2 separate regions of the Homo sapiens genome follow, and region 2 is linked to region 1. A link is a loop called in an ENCODE intact Hi-C map of the cell type or tissue named here. Cell type or tissue: PC-3. All regions are shown on one strand. Links, peaks and the distances in the headings refer to the core of each region. The heading gives the core; the rest is flanking DNA.

Evidence for each region. Peaks named below come from ENCODE experiments on the same cell type or tissue, not always from the same donor. Only the 100,000 strongest peaks of a DNase experiment are listed, where the experiment ranks them.
Region 2: a loop joins it to region 1, with 3 times the contacts of the local background. A loop is called at or near these places in 1 of 110 quality-filtered maps.

Annotation. Positions count from the first base shown.
Region 1 is chr4:109,961,778-109,973,826 of GRCh38, forward strand. It overlaps EGF (epidermal growth factor), which reads left to right. Exons shown (of 24, transcript NM_001963.6): 8 at 86-208; 9 at 1,396-1,521; 10 at 2,624-2,760; 11 at 7,194-7,342. Among named protein-coding and RNA genes, the nearest start is that of EGF, 55 kb to the left of the region's middle. In PC-3, for the core only: no CTCF peak of the experiment used is centred there; a DNase peak (open chromatin) is centred at 6,204; H3K4me3 peaks cover 1,306 bases; H3K27ac peaks cover 2,767 bases.
Region 2 is chr4:109,872,098-109,876,097 of GRCh38, forward strand. It overlaps LRIT3 (leucine rich repeat, Ig-like and transmembrane domains 3), which reads left to right. Exons shown (of 4, transcript NM_198506.5): 4 at 1-218. Among named protein-coding and RNA genes, the nearest start is that of LRIT3, 26 kb to the left of the region's middle. In PC-3, for the core only: no CTCF peak of the experiment used is centred there; a DNase peak (open chromatin) is centred at 1,874; H3K27ac peaks cover 1,045 bases.

The DNA.
Region 1 (12,049 bases), core at 4,683-8,682:
CACCTGGCAATATTAGCAACTGATTGCAATAAATTTTTGCAAACCCGATTTAACACTAATCTTGACCTTGTTCTTTATTAATTAGAACTTGTTTCCTGTCCACGCAATGTGTCTGAATGCAGCCATGACTGTGTTCTGACATCAGAAGGTCCCTTATGTTTCTGTCCTGAAGGCTCAGTGCTTGAGAGAGATGGGAAAACATGTAGCGGTGAGTTTATTTGCTTTATTTACCTTTTGTTTGTTTGAAAACATACATTTGCTCAGTGACATCTAAAAATTGATCTTGTTGTCAAGGAAGAATTGATTTTCCAATATTGTATACTGAAAGATATTGTTACAACAGATTAACATAGATTTAAATTTAGTATTTTTGGGTTTTTGGCTTTTTTGTTTTTGTTTAGACAGCATAGCGTCTAACTTATGAGCAAGGGCTTTGAGGCTTGACAGCCCTGAGGTAGCATTACCAGTTACTAGCAGTTTTGATTTTGGTCTAGATACTTGCCCTCTCTTGGTCTTTGTTTCTTCAACTGCAGAGATACTGATACTTGCCACCTTGATTAAATGAGACTTCAGATGCAGAGTGCTTAGTCTGTTTCTTGCACCTAATAAACACCTCTCTACTTTTATCTTCATAGAGACTTAAGTATATAGATAACTGGATGTAACTCAGAATTAGCAGAAGAATTGTGTGTGTGTTTTTGATTTTCTAATAAAACAAAGCCAAGCAGCTAAAAATGTGTGAGAGAAAAAAATTACTAGGAAGAGTTAGACCAGCTGCCAAACTCATCAAATGGATTTTTCATTCTAGACAGCTGCCAGTGCACTTGCTCCTGAACTCATTGGTAGAATAAGAGGACAAGGGCCACTGGAATGTGAAGGATTAACATCCAAGATGTTGGGTTATAGGGAAGGAGGGTAGTGTGACATTTTGATTTTTATCTCTGAAAAATAACCTTGATTGCAGCCATATGAATGATTGTGGAAATGTTTTAAAAAATCAACATATGGGCTGAGTGCAGTGGCTCATGCCTGGAATCCTAGCATTTTGGGAGGCTGAGGCAGATAGATCTCCTGAGGTCAGGAGTTTGAGACCAGCCTGGCCAACATGGTGAAACCCCGTCTCTACTAAAAATACAAAAATCAACCAGGCATGGTGGCGGGTGCCTGTAATCCCAGCTACTTGGGAAGCTGAGGCAGGAGAATTGCTTGAACTTGGGAGGCGGAGGTTGCAATGAGCCGAGAGTGCCATTGCACTCCAGCCTGGGTGAAAGAGTGAAACTCCATCTCAAAAAAAAAAAAAAAAATTAACAAATGGTTGACTCGCCCCCATCCTTTGATGAAAAATAATTATATTTTGGATGACGTAGCATCATTACTAAGCAATTGTTTTTGTAGGTTGTTCCTCACCCGATAATGGTGGATGTAGCCAGCTCTGCGTTCCTCTTAGCCCAGTATCCTGGGAATGTGATTGCTTTCCTGGGTATGACCTACAACTGGATGAAAAAAGCTGTGCAGCTTCAGGTTAGTGCTGTGGTTGTCTGGAACTGTGTCCCTGAAAAAAAATTCATGAAAATCTTTTGTTTAGAAAGATGGAAAGTTAACTGCTTATGGTTTTGTATTTTTGAAATGGAAAAAAAGCAAATCACATTGTAAATATGAATAATATGAGTAATAACAATATAACTAGTAACCAGGCTTTTAAAGACTATTTCTATTCTTAATTAGCATCCGGCAAAGATTTGCCATAATATCAGATAGAATATTTTTAGTATATGAGAAAGTCATGACAAGAATAGTCTTAAAACACTTTATAGTTAAGAGGCATTTAATAAGTATTTGTTGATTGATTTGATTTTTATCTCTCTACTGAATATAATTATAACACTGACAAATTCTGTCCTTTTAATGTCAAAATTCAATATAAAGTTGTACGCTTCAGCTATTTTTTTTGTCTTCTGATATTACCTCTCTTGCATCCTTCAACAGCCATGGAAATTCTAGATTTATACCAAATTGATTTAATATCTCCTGAAGGTTCATTATGTTTTAAACATATAATGCTCATAATGCTATCATGTAATGATGATCCTGTATACCTTGCCCTAGTGAGACCCCAATACTGTTAACTTCTCAGGGCCTTCATTAATATAGTGTAATCTAAATCCTTAAAATTATCAAGGGTCTTGCTATTAACTCAAATCATTGTGCCTCCCTTTAAGAAGTGCCCAGGCCAGGGAAAGTTACTTATTCGGACATGAAAGTATACAATCTACTAATATTAGTGTTTCAGTATGTGTGAATCAAGAAGATGTATAACCCTAAGACTTGCATCATTTAGCTATGGTGTTGGTTATTTAACGCTGTCTCTTTCTGTAAGTAAGCAGCTTTTAAAAGCAAATACCTGGAGAGGGAAGAAACCAGAGATGAAATTCTGGCAATATGTCACCTCCTGGAAGAGGACATCCTCTTGCCTGTCTTCACCTATACCACACTAGAGGGAAATTAAGAAAACAAGTACTGTAGAAATTGGGTAAAAAGGTACAGTGAAAGGGAAGAGTCAGAGATGCCTCTTAGTTTCTAAGGCACGTTTTAAATTCAGCCATATTTGAAATTTGGTTAACAGGACCACAACCATTTTTGCTGTTTGCCAATTCTCAAGATATTCGACACATGCATTTTGATGGAACAGACTATGGAACTCTGCTCAGCCAGCAGATGGGAATGGTTTATGCCCTAGATCATGACCCTGTGGAAAATAAGGTATGGTTTTGTTACTTGAACAGATGTGGACATGCTTTAAGGACAGAGTAGAGGATTTTATCCTAACAAATGACCTGGCCTACTTGAAAATCCTCTGCTAAGTTCTGAATGATTAGGCACAGAACAAGTTAAATATAGATATTGGAGTAACACTTGAGAAATTTTAAGGACTTTTTTGCCATCATAATGCTACCCTAGTCCTTGCTACGATTAGCCGTTTTATTGGAAATGATCACACAGTTTAGTTTTAGATTTTCAGTTTAGTTTCCTCTTTGGAGATGAGGATGGGAGACTAGCACAGTGTCATGCATATAGAAGGAGCTTCATAACCAGGTTTTTTATTACTTGCTGGTAGTGAGAGGAGTGGGAGGTTGAGTTTGGGGCATAGGAAGTATGGATTAGTAATTTGTGTTTTACATATGTCTTTTGAGGGAGGAGATTCAATGACCTCTTAACCATGAAAATCAGGGAACGTAAGTTTTATAGCTCATGTGAGAATGGCAATCTAACTAATAACATTATTTACATAAACATTTTATATAAGTTTTGTGTGTAACTTAGAATTTCTGTATCAGCTGGCCATTTGATCTCTAATTTCTTAGTTGTATCTGTGCTAGGTTAGAATGTGCTTGAAATGATGTTACAGTGTGTTTTGGAGATTAATCACCCAATAATGATACATTTATATAGTTATTAATTACCCTGCATAATTATTTAGTTATTACTATGTGGTACATTAATTCCTAGACTTTCAAACTTTGGGCTTTTGTTTCTTCCTGATTTGAAGCAGTCTGGTAAATGGCCAAAAGAAACAAAGTGAAGCCAATTGATTCTATATTTAATAGGTATGGATTGGTAGCCAAATAGAAGTATTTTTGCAAATTAAAGTTTTGCAATTGAACACTAGCAAACAATTCTTTTCCCTGACCTGAATCTATATGGTTCCATAGAACAGTTACAATAACAGAAAAAAATAATTAATAGAAAAAAGGCAGTTCAAGATTCATTTATTACCAAACTAGTTTTATTCCTGCAGAATCAGTATTCTTACAACAAGTGAATGTGGAGACCTAGAATGAATTTTAAGTCAGGTGGCTGGTTTTTGTTTCTTGGGTTAATTTTCTTATTTTCTTGCTACTCAAATTGTGATCTTTGAGCCAGCAGTGTCAACAACACCTGGAGATTATTAGAACTGCAGTCCTCCAGGTTCCACCCCTGACCACTAAATCAGTATCTGCATTTTAACAATATTATCAGGTGATTCTTATGCACATTAGAGTTTGAGAAGCACAGTGCCAGTGGAGTGAAGTACCCCTATTTGTATTTATGAAACATAACCTTTTCTATTTCATTTAGAAAGAAGAGTAACCCATTATTTAACGACTTACCATTTTCTGAATAGTCTCATTATTGATTGTAAGTTTATGTACACATGTGTACTCACAGTTAAAATTCTACAATGCTTTCATTAAATTATCAACTGACCCATATCTTTAAAAAAATATATATATATATACATTTTAAATTTTTATAGGTTTAGGGGTACAAGTACAGTTGTCTTACATGGATAGATTGTGTAGTGGTGAAGTCTGGGCTTTTAATTTACCTATCACCTGAATAGTGAACATTGTTCCCATAGGTAGTATTTCACCTGTTACCCCCCTGCACCCTCCCACCCTTGCAGTCTCCAATGTCTGTTATTCCACTCTGTATGTCCATGTGTACCCATTGTTCAGCTCTCACATATAGGTGAGAACATGCAATTTTTGATTTTCTATTTGAGTCATTTCACTTAGTATAATGCCTTCCAATTCCATCCATGTTGCTGCTCACAATGATTTCATTCTTTTTTATGAGCAGTATTCCATTGTATATATATGACACATTTTAAAAATCCACTCATCCATTGATGGACACTTAGATTGATTCCATGACTTTGCTATATGAATAGTGCTGTGATAAACATACAAGTGCAGGTGTCTTTTTGATATAATACTTTCTTTTCCATTGGGTAGATAGCCAGTAGTGGGATTGCTGGATTAAAAAGTCATTCTATTTTTAGCTCTTGAGAAATCACCATACTTTTTCCCTAGAGGATTGCAAATTTACATTCCCACCAGCAATGTATAAGAGTTGTTTTTTTCTTCACATCCATGCCAACATCTGCTGTTTTTTAACTTTTTAATAATAGTCATTCTGATGGGTGTAAGAAGATATCTCATTGTGATTTTGATTTTCATTTCTCTGATGACTAGTGATGTTAAGCATTTTTTCATATGTTTGTAGGCTGCTTGTGTGTCTTCTTTTGAAAAATGTCTGTTTATGTCCTTTGCCCACTTTTTAATGGGGTTATTTGTTTTTATCTTCTCGGGTTGTTTGAGTTCCTTATAGATTCTGGATATTAGCCCTTTGTGAACTGCATTGTTTGCAAGTATTTTCTCCCATACTGTAGGTTATCTGTTTACTCTGTTGATTTTATCTTTTGCTGTGCAGAAGCTTTTTAGTTTAATTAATTCCCATTTGTATATCTTTGTTTTTGTTGCATTTCCTTTTGAGGGCTTAGTCATGATTTCTTTGCCTAGGCAAATGTCCAGAAGAGTTTCTTTTAGTTCTTCTTCTAGGATTTTTATAGTTTCAGGCTTACACCTAAGTGTTTGATCCATCTTGAGTTAATTTTTTATATGGTGAGAGATAAGAGTCCAGTTTCATTCTACTGTTTATGGCACTCCAATTTCCCCAGCACAATTTATTGAATAAGATATCCTTTTCCCAACGTATATTTTTGTGGACTTTGTCAAAGATCAGTTGGTTGTAGGCATATGACTTTAAATCTGGGTTCTCTATTCCATTCCATTGGTTTATGTGTCTGTTTTTATACTAGTACCATACTGTTTGGGTTACTACAGCCTTATAGTATAAAGTCAGGTACTATGGTGCCTTCAGCTTTATTTCTTTTTGCTTAGTATCGTCTGTGCTCTTCAGGCTTATTTTTGGTTTCATGTGAATTTTAGGATTGTTTTTTCTAATTCTGTGAAGAATGATGTTGGCAATTTGATAAGAATTGCATTGTATCTGTATATTGCTTTGGGTCATTTTTAAACAGTCTTATGGAAATTCTTGTACCTGTGTGATAGGCTGCATACTAGACTGTAAAAGAACTTCGCATTGGCAAGAAATCTTCTGTTGAACAAGATGGATGAATTAAAATGAAATTACAGTCATGCATCACTAATGGTCTAGCTTCTTGCTCCTAGGCTACAAACCTGTGCGGATGTTACTATGCTGAATACTGTAAGCAGTATTGTAACACAGTAGTAAAAATTTGTGTATCTAAACATAGAAAAGGTACAGTAAAAAATATGGCATAAGAGATATTTTAAAATGATACACCTTTATAGGGCACTTACCATGAATGAAACTTGCAGAACTGGAAGTTGCACTGGATGAGTCAGTAAGTGAGTGGTGAATTAATGTGAAGGCTTAGGACATGACTGTACATTGCTGTAGACAAACACTGAACATTTAGGCTACACTAAACTTATAAGAAAAGTAATTTCACTATGACATTTTGAATGCTACAATGTCACTAGGTGATAGAAATTTTTCAGTTCCATTATCATCTTACGGAATCACCATCGTATATGCAGTTCATCATCAACCGAAATGTCATTATGTGGCATCTGATTGAATATAAGATTAGAGACTAAAGGAACTTTAGCAAATACCTAGTCTAACTTCCTCATTTTTACAGTTGAGAAAATTGAGGTTAAAGAATTTATCCAAAGCAATCAAGCAAATAAGTGACAAAACTGGGAACCAGTTTTGACCTGCAGTGACTAAGTATCTCTTGACTTGCAGTGAAGTGGGGTGCTACAGACTGAGCCCAGCTTGTAGCCCTCATTAATTGCAAATCATTGCCCCCTTTCAGAAGCCACAGTAGTTCAAGCATGATGGCTACGTCATTGACCAATGATCAAGGGTTAATAAATTACCAATAGCAGTAGCAATATGTGCCAGATACATGGCTAAGGAGATCTATCTATCTATCTCTCTATCTATCTATAGCAATAACAATAGCAATAGCAATATGTGCCAGATACATGGCTAAGGATATATGTATATTTATATCTATATACATCTATCTATCTATCTATCTATCTATCTATCTATCTACCTACCTACCTACCTACCTAATAAGATTGATATTATTATCCTTATTTTACCGATGAGGAAACTAAGATTCTGAGACATTAAATAACTTGCTTAAGGTTACACGTATCTGGGAAGCAGCCTAGTTCGAATTTAGTTGCAGGTGTGCCTATCTCCAAAGTCAAGCTCTTAACACCCTGTACAACCTAAAGACTAGTGCCATTTGTATATATTCCACATTAGTTTTAAAAAAAAATCAGAAATGCCTGTGTTCTCTTTTGTAGATATACTTTGCCCATACAGCCCTGAAGTGGATAGAGAGAGCTAATATGGATGGTTCCCAGCGAGAAAGGCTTATTGAGGAAGGAGTAGATGTGCCAGAAGGTCTTGCTGTGGACTGGATTGGCCGTAGATTCTATTGGACAGACAGAGGGTATGTTTTCTGCTTCAGTTTTAAGCTGTGTGAGATGGGAGTGATGGGATAGGTAATACTATTGGCTTCATCTTCCACTTTGAACACAGAAAAATGTTGCTGGGCATTTGGTTGGGATTGGAGAAAAGAGGCCACCATTGCGGTCCACACTCCCTCCACTTCCTCCTTTCATCAAGATTGCATCTGTGTGCGTGGGAGGATTTTGAAGGCCAAGAAAGTAGCCTGTGTTAGGAAAAGAAAACCAAACACTGCATGTTCTCACTCATAAGTGGGAGTTGAACAATGAGAACACATGGACAGAGGGAGGGGAACATCACACACTGGGGCCTTTTGGAGGGTGGGTGGCAAGGGGAGGGATAGCTTTAGGAGAAATACCTAATGTAGATGACGGGTTGATGGGTGTAGCAAACCACCATGGCACATGTATATCTATGTAATAAACCTGCACGTTCTGCACATGTATCCCAGAACTTAAAATATAATAATAAAAAAAAAAGTAGCCTGTGTTTTGGTAGTTCAGGCTTTTGTTATCAGGGAAACTCAAAACCTGTCTGAATATAAGCAATAAGCATTCTCGGAGCATCTGCTATGGAAATAAGACTTTCTCCGAAGTCACATGGGAGATACAGAGGAGCCTAAGATGTGCTCCATCTTTTCAGTCGGTTCTTAGTTTAGCTGGGGAGATAAGGTATATTTCCCCAGCAAAATAATTAATGCAAATTCTTGGTCTAAATAGCAGTTCAAGAAATGTCATAGGGCCACACATAAATAATTGCCAAATGACAGGTGTACACTCCCAAAGGGAGCTGCCATGGAATGAGCTTCGGCATGCAAGTGACAAATCTTGGACTAGAATGTTGACTCCCTGTTAAAACAAGCATGAAGGAGGGAGGAGAACTTCAGCTGGAGTTGTGAGGAAAGTGCATGAGATAAGAGAGATGCTCTTTGTTTCCCTACGGTGGGAAAAAACAGAACCAGAGTGCAGTTGTGAAACCCCACTCTCAGAGCTGCAGGAAGGGCTACTGTACTTGGTGTGTATGCAGCCTGCGTGAACCTCAGAACTGAATGGCAGGAAGCAGGAAGGAAATGGCTGTATCCCTTCTGCGTGCGAATGAGATCCCACTTCCTTACAGAACTATAAGAGAAGCTGCTAACGATAGACCCCTCACAAAATAATACTAGAGATGCAATGTGCTCTGAGATATATTCTCAGAGTAACGGAAAGCCAGAAAGTGAAATGGTGGCCATCCTGAACATCTGGTACCAAAGCAACCAAGTAAAAGTAAAAGAAGGGAGAATGAGGGTTTAACCTCTGTGAAATCAGCAGTTTCAACACAGAGGGAGAAGTCCCAGGGAATGAATGGGTTTCTATGCTTGGGGGTAGGCATTTTGTGTCCTAGAAATATCTCTTTTTATCAGGATAATCCATGGGAAACAGGTTTTTAAAAATCTGTTGATGTGCTTTGGGAGGCCAAGGTGGGCAGATCACAAGGTCAGGAGATCGAGACCATCCTGGCTAACATGGTGAAACCCCGTCTCTACTAAAAATACAAAAAATTAGCCGGGCGGGTGGTGGGCGCCTGTAGTCCCAGCTACTCAGGAGGCTGAGGCAGGAGAATGGCGTGAACCTGGAAGGCGGAGCTTGCAGTGAGCGGAGATCGCACCACTGCACTCCAGCCTGGGTGGCAGAGCGAGACTCCGTCTCAAAAAAAAAAAAAAAAAAAAAATCTGTTGATTTGTTTATCTGTATGATATGGTTATCAGTTATCAATAGTATGGCCATTTTACATCCAAGGTGAGCATATTTTCTTTCATTCATTCATTTGTTCATCTAATCATACCTTCATTTCTTTATTATTTGAGTATTTATTTACTGAATAGTTGCAATGCACCAGATACTGTGCTTTATATCCATGACACTATTAAATCCCCAAAGGTAAGTTTTGTTATCTCCAATTTAAAGATTAAGAAAATTGATAATTGGAGAGGTAAAATAACTTTCCCAAGGTCAAGCAGTCAACAAGTACCATGTGGAACTGTAATTGGAACTCAAAGATGGCCATTTGCAAAGCATATTCTCTTAATAGTCATAAAGATGTACCACCGCCCCAAGCCAGTGTGGATTTAACATATGGTTGACTCAGAGTCATGTGACAAATTAAAATCAACTTCAGTTGTAATAATTATAAAAATCATAATAATGACCTCCTCTGTGTTGAACCTACTTAAAAGAATATTTTAAATGTCGGCTGTGTATAATAACAGAGCTGTACATGGTTGTTCTCAGGAGGGTAAACGATGATCAAAATGGCAGATGTCAACCACTCTCGGGTCCACTAAGGATGCCAAGTCTTCTCATATTTCCCCACATTCACAAGGGACCTCTAATTTTAACAGTGTTTGATTAATAGCACCATGGTACCGACTGCAGAGGCAAGGCGTTCAGGAGATAGACAGGCACCACTGTTTCCTGGAGAATCAGACCCTAAATTCCCCAGTTCATTGGCTTCAGTAATAACAAGCCCTTCTTAAGTCCTCCTGGCTCTAAAGGCAGCTGCTAAAAGAAAACCTTTAATTTATCTGGAAATGAGAGGTTTATGGTTTGGAAACCTTGATATTACCTAGAAATTGGATGTAAATAACTGAGATTCCAATCTCATAATATTAGATCACATGGTAACTCTTAGCCAATCAAAAGGGGCAAAGTGGGATGCTTGCAGTTCCTTTTTGGCCTAGGAAAAGACAGATTCAAATTAACATCTAAATGTAGGAAGGAAGCACATTGAAAATTCCAATGGTAATGCTGTTATTTAGTATCAAGGAATACTGATTCCTAAAGTCAATTGCCTAGTAAAGAATCAAGAAGGTAAAAATATAAGCTATCTATTTATTCATTCTTTTGAGGTAACAAAAACTAATATGAGGTAAAAAAAAAAATCACTCTTCTAGGGTTGTTGATGGACACCTCTTACCCTAGAAGGAGGGTGAGTTTTTCTCTTGGAGGATCTCAGTGACACTGGGACAATTAGATAATGGTTAGAGAGAGAAGGACACACCTCTAGATTAAAGGTGATGCTTGAACTCCCATGAACTCAAATATCCCTGCTGGTCTTTGGTTTCTCACTACCAACACTGGAGTTTGAGATTTGCTCTCTAGCTGAATCAAATAGAAGTATATTAGGTGAACACCTTGGGGGAGCTTTAAAAGTAAATTCCAGCGATCTTGCCTTGAGACAGCTGCACAGTCAGGAGCTTATGTCGTTCTCGTCTCATCACTTAATTCCTGCCCGAAACAGAATTTAGAGATGATGTCTCTCATCTCTAAGATGATTAGAGATCATCATGAGATCAGAAGTGACAGTTTCATCTCCCCTGGTCACAAGCAAGTGGCCTCAGAATTTCTTCCCTCCCACCAAGGGAAGAGGCACAGTGACAGTTGTGTCTGAGAACAGAACTTGACACATTAAGTTCAAAAATATCTTCCACCCAGCAGTATCCTTCTTATGACCACTTCATCCGGGAGTAAAATTATCTTTTTAAAGTGGCACTGGAGTAGAAATGGTTTCAAATTCTCCACTGCCTTTAGTTGGTAGTTTGCAAAGTGTTTCCAACCCAGCATAGTCACTGAGCCAGTTTTACCTTCACCTCTCTTCTGCATACTGCCTGTGAATAAGGCCCTGTGCATAGAGCACTGTGCATGTAGTCCTGTTCCCTACACAGCACCTAGAAAATAGTTGGTGAACCAGCCACCAGAGAAGGTCTCCTTAGCATTCTGTAAAACCGGGAGGAGGGAATGGCCCTACCTTGTGTTTCTAGGCAGGCTTGTTTCATGCAGACATTGCCCTCAAGAGCAAGGTGAGAGGCCTTTAACAGATGTTTATTGAATGAATTAAAGGTGGTTATATATTCTGGTTTGCAGCAGGGAAACAGGGAAAGCAGGCAGTACATTGGGAAAGGGAGGCTCTTCTTAGCCCTATTTATATCCTGTCTGCCTGTGGTCCCACCTGCTGCAAGAAGCTGCTGATCGTCCCTTGTTTGCTCCTGAAGGGGGCAGGGATGCTATAGAGTCATGTTTAGCATTTAAATTCATCCAGTTTTCTCCATTTCTTCTGCTACTGTTTTATCTCCTCACCGTCATCTCCTGCCTGCCTCGCCCTTTCACACTAAAGCCACAGCAAACTTTCTAAAGTGCAAGTATAACTGCCCCACATTCTTTAGGTCCTGTACTTTAGAACTTGTATATGTACATTCCCTTGCTTAGGGTACTCTTTCCATCCCCACCCACCTTTGCCTGGCTGCCTGCTTCTCATCTTCGTTTGTTATTATCTTCAGGAATCCTTCTCTGATCCCTGCTTGGCTGGGCTACCCACTCTGTCACCCTCCCTGAGTCTTCCAATTACATTCTTTACATCCTTCTTTTCAGCATGTGCTTTCATTTGCTGTGTTATAATCCCCTCTCCCTCTTTCCCCTCTTACTTCCCCCGACCTCTCCTCCTTCCCTTTCCCTCCACCTTTTCTTCCCCTCCCCGTCCAGTCCACCTAACCCTTTCTCTTCCCCTCCCACCTCTGCCTCTCTCTCCCTCTGTTCCTGTTGAACTATGAGCTCTATAAGGACAGAGACAGGGCTTTATTTACTATTGTATCTCCAATGCTTAGACCAATCCCTGACACACAGTTGGTGCTCAGTAAATATTTGTTTGACAAATA
Region 2 (4,000 bases), core at 1-4,000, 94 kb before region 1:
TAAACTTGCTCTATGAAAGAAACACTTGGTAATTGACCCAGACTGAATACATGTATAAGAAATGGGAAAGATCTCCCAAACTCTGAGAACGGTCCTCAAATAGAAGCTCTCCTAGTCAGTTGGTCATCTGACCTCTGACTATATCCGGCCTATGACACCAGCCAGCTCCTGCTTTCTGTCTTGTAAGAGCACTGCTGGAATAAACTACTTGAGCATTAGATGGTGTCTAAGACTCATCTTTGATGACAGGGATAAATCACCCTTGTGAAGCTGGCTAGCTGGGACCACCCAAAACCTCAGAACACAACTAGCAGTGAGGATGAAATTTGAGTAAGCCAATGAGTGATGACACCCATTTCTACAGGAGGATCAAGGGAGAGTGGCCAGGGCCTGGCTCTGATCGAGAGATTGGGTGAGGTCTGAGGAACACTCTACAGTGGGTCTGGCAGTTTTTGTTCTGTTTTCACATGTGTTGCTGCCTTCTATCTTTACTTTGTGCCTCTGTTTTGGAGGTCACCACCAGGTAAAATTTGCCAAAATTACTTTTAAGACCACTCTGGTCCCACAGGAAGGTGGGCTTCTAGGAGGAGGGTGGTAGGAATGCTGTAGGCTGGGGGACACCCTGGGCTTGAAGAGCCAACCACCAGCTGGTATGTTTCTAGCCTCAGCTGTGGGAGAGGAGCTCCTCGTCCCCAAAGGTCCTGGCATCATGACCCCATAGACCAAGAAGGCTCAAGTACATCTTCTCCACAGAAAGCTTATCTGTTGTCTGCCAACTGGGGAAAGAGACTTCTCCAACATACCCCGGTCTAATGCCGTTAGCAAAGTCACCAAATCACCAACGGGCATGTTGCTGCCATCCCTGTTCCTCTGCATGCTCCCAGTGAGACAGTGCGGCTTCTCCAGGGCTTTACCACCCCCTACAATGCCTGCTGGGTGCTGCCAGCAGCAGCCCATGAGCAGCACATCCAAATCATAGGGGCTCACCTCAGAGTTGCCACTCTGCACCTGGCTGACCTGGAGGCCTGTGAGCTGTGATCATCCTGAGTGCACCAGATTACCCCCAGCAGCACCACAGGCATTGCCAGTCACCACCTGGACACAGTTAAGAAAGCAGCTGCCACCTCCGCAAACAGCGAGGGTGAGGAAGAACTAATCTCGGATCCCAAAGCAAGCACTCTGTCTAGCAGGACTCGGTTAGTAACTGTCAGAGCTGGTTGTTACAAAGTGAGGTTCTTCCTTGCCTTGGCTCCCTTTGGCACACTCACTTCCTTTTCCACTTCTCTGCCATGCTGTGACATGGCAGAGGCCTCACTGGAAGCTGACCAGATATAGTGGGCAGATCTTTGACTCCTAGGCCTCCAGAATTGTAAGCCAAAGTAAACCTCTCTTCTTTATAAATTACTCAGTGTCCTGTTCTGGTGACTCTCCCTTATGCCTGTCTATTCTGTTATGACCACAGAAAACAGACTAAGAAAATTCTTATGGATAGAAGATGCATTCTTACCTTAAATCTTTAGAAACCTATGAGGGTTTCTTACGCTTCATAGAAGCATATGAGGGTTTTTTGTTTTTCTGTTTTTTACCTTATTAAGTCAGGAACTTGCACCTTTTCACGTAAAGGAAGCACTTTACAGCTTCTCTTTGGCATATCCAAGTTGCCTGCGTCACTATTCTTGTGCTTTGGGACCACTGTCAAGTAAAATAAGGGTTACTGGAATGCAAGCACCGTGATACCACGACAGTCCATCTGATAACCACGGCGGCTTCTAAGTGACTGATGGGCAGGGAGTGCATGGTGTGGATCCTCCAGACAAAGTGATGACTTATGTCCTGGGTGGGACGGAGCAGGATGGCAAAATATTTCATCAGACAACTCACAGCCACACCTCCTGGAAACACTCAAGAGCCCTACTTGCATTTGGCAGCCATCTGAAACGGACAAAACCTGAAACTCTAGCTTGACTGGACCACCTCCAAGATCAACTTAAAATTTATGAATTGTTTATTTGTAGATTTTCCATTAAAAATTTTCGGACTGTGGTTGAAGTTGGGTATCTGAAAACGTGGAAAACAAAACCTCAAATAAGGGGGTACTACTGTAGGCCCTTTGACACAAGCAGAAATTCGAAGCCTGCTCAAACACCTGATGCAGAGGCCCAACAGGAAAAGTGCCACCTGGCTGTGGTGTGCGTACTGAACAGGAAGGGTCTACAATTCACAGGCCAAGAATACAACAGCTGGCAGCTATCTCCAAAGATGGGAAGATTGATTTCATTACTTAAAGATCCTGTCAAGCTTCTCCAGGAAGCACAGTCAGGTGGGACTCTGGGCCCAGAGCAGGCAGACGTGACAGAAGCTATTCCTGTGCTCTGTCACAATGGCTGTTTATGGCCTGGCAAGCAGCACAATCCAGCATGAGCCTCCTTACAACCAGGGCTGAAAGTGGATGAGGTACCTACCACAAAGGAAGGAAGAGAGCTACTGAGACGTTTAGGTGTGCTCCAGTGGGTTTACACACCTTCCATCTTCACAGGACAGAGGCAACACTCATCTAGCCCTTAACCCCAGCTTGACTCTATCTGGTCTATGAGGAGCTGCCTCGTGCACAAAAGTTTCTCTACCTTCACGTCACAGACACACTTTGGGCCCAGGCACTGCCTGTGCACCTTGTATCAGCATTATGAGGACCCCTGCCCCATCATATCTGCAGTGACTACTTCATGCCCTCTTGGACCAAACATAGACTTCTCTACCTGCTGAAAGACACCTTCACCGTTAACACCCAGGATAGCCATGGAGACTGGCCCACCAACCTTGACTAATCGCTAGCTGGCATTTGCCTAGTAGGCCACCTCCACCGCAGTTTCTATGGCCTGCACCTCCTGGAAAACTCAGTTGTGCTGGGCAGCCATCTGGGATGGACAAAACCTGAAACTCTGACTTCACTGGACCACCTCCAAGATCACACTTTTGTATCTACAACATCCTCCAGTGCACAGTGTCTGCAGCCATTACTGCTTAGTTCTGAGTTCTCCTGGTCCTCCTCTTCCATTTTGGCCTGTCATTGCTCTGCAATCAAGCAGCTCCAAGCCTGCTACTGCCAAGTCCATTCAGCTCCTTTTATGTCCCTAGAGCCATTTTCCAAGCCCCAGTTTGCCTGCTGTCTTTCACTGCTCCAGGTGGCCCAACATTCCACATCGACATGTTGCTTCTTGAGACCTACTCACTGATTACTCAGCACTGAAGTCACTGACAATTTCCACCACAGGGTCATTTTGGTCACCCACTGAGTGGCCAAACCTGGCTTGCTGAGCATCCCTTCACCAACCTTCAGCCACTTGTCCACTCTTCACAATCAAGCCCTGGTTACTGTCAACTGCCCCTCCTTTGCCATTAGTGTGACTGCCCCCTATCCATGGTGAGACTGCCCCCTATCCATAGTGAGACTTCCCCCTATCCATTGGTGAGACTGCCCCCATCCATGGTGAGACTGCCTCCTATCCATGGTGAGACTACCCCCATCCATGGTGAGACTGCCCCCTATCCATGGTGAGACTGCTCCCTATCCATGGTGAGACTACCCCCATCCATGGTGAGACTGCCCCCTATCCGTGGTGAGACTGCCCCCTATCCATGGTGAGACTGCCCCCTATCTGTGGTGAGACTGCCCCCTATCTGTGGTGAGACTGCCCCCATCCATGGTGAGACTGCCCCCTATCCATGGTGAGACTGCCCCCTATCCATGGTGAGACTGCTCCCTATCCATGGTGAGACTCCCTATCCATGGTGAGGTGCACCCATCCGTCTCACCTATCCATGGTGAGACTGCTCCATATCCATGGTGAGACTGCTCCCTATCCATGGTGAGACTGCCCCCATCCATGGTGAGACTGCCCCCTATCCATGGTGAGACTGCCCCTATCCATGGTGAGACTGCCCCCTATCCATGGTGAGACTGCTCCCTATCCATGGTGAGACTGCCCCCATCCATGGTGAG